Linked DNA regions of Homo sapiens: region 1 is linked to region 2. A link is an interaction called in ENCODE POLR2A ChIA-PET data of the cell type or tissue named here. Cell type or tissue: IMR-90. All regions are shown on one strand.

Region 1 (2,500 bases), 300 kb after region 2:
TTGTTAGAAGTAGCAGGGGTCTCTGCTAATCTTCCAGCGTCCTCCATTTGTCCCTGTCTCTCCTCCTCCTACCAGGCCTCTCCTGTTAGCTCTCTTTTAGACATCCCATCTGCAGTCCTTAATTTCTCACTGTTAACCCCATTTTGAATCAATCAGATGGGCTATGGAATATGCTCTATGAATAAAGTGCAAAACAAAAACAAAGTTCCACATTCTATTTTTGGCAAAGGAGACTTCAACAGCTTAAAAAACTTTAAAATGAAGCTGGGCACGGCGGCTCATGCCTGTAATCCCAGCACTTTGGGAAGCTTGAGGTAGGTGGATCACCTGAGGTCAGGAGTTTGAGACCATCCTGGCCAACATAGTGAAACTCCATCTCTACTAAAAACACAAAAAATTAGCTGGGCGTGGTGGCACATGCCTGTAATCCCAGCTACTCAGGAGGCTGAGACGTGAGAATTGCTTGAACCCGGGAGGTGGAGGTTGTAATGAGCTGAGATTACTCCACTGCACTCCAGCCTGGGCAACAGAGTGAGACTCTGTCTCAAAAACAAAACGAAACAAAAAAACCTTTAAAACATATTTGGATATCAAAAAATATATCTTCATATATTAAAACCAGCTCCGCTAAAAGGGTTTCCATATCAACTTCGATGAAGTTAGGAATTACACAGGAAGGGATTCTATTCTGTGAATGTTCACATCCCTACCTCCTTTCCTTTCCAGACACTAAAAGAACAAACACCTTGCTCTTCGAGATGAGACATTTTGCCAAGCAGTTGACCACTTAGTTCTCAAGAAGCAACTATCTCTTTCATGTGCCTTCTGAGGAAGTATTCAGAGGGGGAATATCAAATGTCTTTCCCTTGGACTCTCCCAGTGAGTGAAGTATTTGTTTATGTTAACTTTCCAGCTGAACAAGCAGCCGGTGCTGACCTCCCATCTCCATAGATGAAACATTTGAAGATTGATCCAGCTCTCCCATAACACTAATTCCTCCCACTATGATTGCATGAAAGCTGCTGTCATTGATAGTTTTCCTAATGAGTTTAAACAGAGAGGTTTCAAAGCTGGGGCATTTTTCCCAAGTGAAAATGAAACGAAGTATGAAAACAAAACATACCATTTTCTTTGAACTTTGAAAAGGAAATCTGCCTCCCTTACATACTCCTGAAACAAAAATTCTGAATCTACAGCCTTTGAGAGAGACAGTGTACCCTTGCCTGCCCTCCCTCTCTCCCGCCCGCCCTCCCTACCTTCCTTCCTTCCTTCCTAATTGACCAACTTAGGTTCTAATGTCCAAACTAAGCAAAGGTTTATTAGCACACTGTGCAAAAGGACTCAACACTTCAACCCCTATTTTTTACTTGTCCAATGGAAAGTGTATTGGCTCCCTTAGGGGAGAGAACCCCTATGTTCTAGGTTCTTCACATTTGGTAACTTGAAAGAGTTTACTTAATATCCCAGGGGCTTAGCCTCCCCCCTTGTAAAATGTAGAAACAGGCTGACTGTTTTCTTATGAGATACAGCAAGAGAATGAGAAATGCGGTCAGTATAACCATCTTCAAGGAACCAGTGCTAGACATGGAAACCTGTCTTGATGCTCACCAGGAGTTGCCCCATTCACTATCCATACCTGCTTCTGAAGGGTGGCCCAGATATTATAGTACAAGTTAGTTTGTACACTGTTTCTATATTTCTCAGAATGAGGGAGTCCTTGAATTCAGCCTTTAGTTCCTAACAGTAGTATCCTCATAGTTAATTTAGAAGGTTCACAAAGAGATAATATCCCCACTTGATAGTTGGTGAATCTAAGACACAGAAAAGTCAAGATCACACAGCCAGTGGGACAGGAATTCAAGTACCTTTCACTTCTCCAGGTTTTTTTTTTTTTTTCCGCTGTGGTGCCATTTTCTATGTTTTCCCGCTTTTTTTGTATTTTTAACAACAATTTTATTGAAATATAATTCACCCTTTAAAGTATGCAATTATGTGGTTTTTCGTTTATTCATAGAGAAGTGTAACTATCACCACCAGTTCAAGAACATTTCATCACCCCAAAAGAAACTTTATTTTATTAGCAGTCACCCCTCATTTTCCCCTTTTCCCAGCCCCTGGGAACCACTAATCTGCTTTCTGCTTCTATGGATTTGCCTATGCTGGACATTTCCTGTAAGTGAAATCTCATACTGTGTGGCCTTTTGTGGCTGGCTGCTTTTGCTTAGGATCATGTTTTATGGCTCATCCATACCACTTCCACTTTTGTTTTGTTTTGTTTTTTATTCCATAGGTAGATGTGTCCTTCCTCTTGCTGGGGCAGATATCTAAAAAGAAAGCTCAGGTTTAGCAGATCCCTACCTTATGGAATGGGATAGAATGAGAATGGAATGGGATGCAGCATGGCTGTGAATCTTAGAACTCCACTGGCCAATTAGCCAATTTGCTGAATTAAAGTAACAACATGTGCCAAGAGCAAGCCATTCCAGTGAGTTTTCGGCAA
Region 2 (2,500 bases):
AATGACACGAATTCACTATATGGTATGTGAGTGTATATATGTTGACATTAGCCTCATTTAGGAGTTTAGGAGACAAAGACATCAAGACTTATTGAAATTAAAAAGTTTGTCCAAGGCTAGGTGTGGTGGCTTAGGCCTGTAATCCCAGCACTTTCGGAGGCTGAGGAGGGTGGATCACCTGAGGTCAGGAGTTCGAGACCAGCCTGGCTAACCTGGTGAAACCCTGCCTCTACTAAAAATACAAAAATTAGCTGGCCATGGTGGTAGGTGCCTGTAATCCCAGCTACTCAGGAGGCTGAGGCAGGAGAATTGCTTGAACCTGGGAGGTGGAGGTTGCAGTGAGCTGAGATCGCACCACTGCACTCCAGCCTGGGTAACAGAGCGAGTCTCCATTTCCAAAAATAAAGGAAGTTTGTGTAAGATCATTTGCCAAACTGCTAAATAAATGTTAGACCTGAAATCTGGCTGTCACATTCCAAAGTCTTTTGGCTTTTCATTTACCACCCCAATGGCTTTTCTTTGTTTTAATTAGCTATTGGGCTCTGATTATTACAGGATACTTCTACAGATACACACACACACACACACACACACACACACACACACACAAAGAGTCATGTACCTTATAAAGATGTGTGATGGTGGTCTCGTAAGATTATACCATGTTTTTACTGTACCTTTTTTATGTTTAGATATGTTTAGATACACAAATACTTGCCATTGTGTTACAGTTGCCTACAGTATTCAGTACAGTAACATGGTATATAGGATTCTAACCTAGGTACCATATAGCCTGGGTGTGTAGTAGGCTGTACCATCTAGGTTTGTGTAAATACACTCTATGATGTTTACACAATGATGAAATCTCCTAAGGAATGTGTGACTGTGTATATGTGTATGTGTATGTGTGGATATATGTATGTGTGCATATATACATATGTATATGTATAAAATATAAGTGGCATATGCTGAGTGATGAATGAAAAACTATATACAGAAAAGTAAAATGAAGATAATTTTAAAACAGCTTGCTTCATCAACCTAAGTTAGTGTTTACTTACAGTCATCCCAAACCACAAAAGAGAAGTAAAGGTACTTCTTTGTTTAGGAACAGTATCTACAAACTTCATATTCCTTATCTTGGAAATGTAAGTCTGACAGGTGACCAAACCCTAAAAAATCAAAGCTATAAAAATGCTACCATGACCTGGACTTGTTTCCTGGCCTGTGGATGTACATCTTAAACTTGCCTGGCATTTATCTGAGCTGAACTCACACCTGCACATGGTATACAGTTACACATGCTTGGGCCTGATTTCATAAAGAACTACAACCTTTCTAATCAACTATGCATTTATATATACAGAGATGACAGGAGAAATTAGATCCTGAAATCTGTACATAACAGGTTCACATGGATGAATTCACTGACTTTGTGGTCTAAAGTGATTTATATATACACACACGTATACACTGATACATATATATGTATAAATGTATACATATACATTAAGACATATTTTTACATAATTCATAATTTGTTTTCAAAAAGTAACTTAAATATTTTTGGAACCTTCAAAGTACCTTGATGAGCACAGTTTGAAAACGCCGTGGTTTTTTTTTTCTTCTTATGTTCTTCTTTTCTAAGTAGATTGTATGAGCTCCTTGAGGGTAAGAATGATACGTTTTGTGCTTCTGTATTTGCAAATAGATCTTAGTTTAGTATTAAAATATAGAGAAGTCTTTTACCACTGATAATCCAGTTTTGTTCAGATGGTTGACAACCAGCTACATTAAAGCAAAGATTTCTGCAGCATTGTGTTTAGAATTAAATAGTGTAATGGAAGGATGTCACCTGATTGTGGGGAGCAAGAGTCTCCATGCACAAAATGGATCCTTTTTTTTTTAATATGGTAATCTCTTGATACTTCTTTTTCCCTTGAAAACAAGAGCTATTCATGAGGCTTAACTTAGTACTTCTCAACTTTCAAAAAGCTTCCAGAGACAAGGTTGAGTGAGGGGCTTCCAACAGTGAGTCAAGACAAAATAACTTTTTATGTCTGCCTCAAGGCCATAGTACGAATGCTGAACAGTGTTACAGAAAGGGACTGAGGGATCCTTAAAAGTTGTGTCATTATTGAGCTGAAAGAACTAATAGGTGTGAGCTTTGAATTCTGAAATCACTCTTATTTCAGTATTTTGTGATATTTTATATTCTTTTAATTAAATGGCTGCATGTCCAGTGACTTTAATGACCCTATCTTGAGGAGCTATGCCTTTCACAAATGAAGGTATCAAAATTGATGTATTTTTCCACAGTTTGCAGTATAGCTGAGTTTCATTGTGCAGATAAAATTGGATTAACCACATGACTCCACCTATGGCTTTGCTGGCTTAGTCACTTCTCCAACTGTGCAAAGGACAACTGCATTGAGAGATGGCAACCCAATGGCCTTGTCCTTCCAGGGGTCAGTAAAAATATCTACTTCATTTTTTAAAA

The links. Peaks named below come from ENCODE experiments on the same cell type or tissue, not always from the same donor. Only the 100,000 strongest peaks of a DNase experiment are listed, where the experiment ranks them.
Region 1: POLR2A ChIA-PET joins it to region 2 with 5 read pairs; 3 of 35 experiments call an interaction of 5 or more read pairs at or near these places.

Annotation. Positions count from the first base shown.
Region 1 is chr2:132,661,338-132,663,837 of GRCh38, reverse strand. All of the region lies in intron 2 of LYPD1 (LY6/PLAUR domain containing 1), which reads left to right. Among named protein-coding and RNA genes, the nearest start is that of LYPD1, 7.6 kb to the left of the region's middle. In IMR-90, no CTCF peak of the experiment used is centred here; a DNase peak (open chromatin) is centred at 967; H3K4me3 peaks cover 323 bases.
Region 2 is chr2:132,964,014-132,966,513 of GRCh38, reverse strand. The region is part of intron 7 of NCKAP5 (NCK associated protein 5); the gene reads left to right. Among named protein-coding and RNA genes, the nearest start is that of NCKAP5-AS1, 50 kb to the right of the region's middle. In IMR-90, no CTCF peak of the experiment used is centred here; no DNase peak of the experiment used is centred here.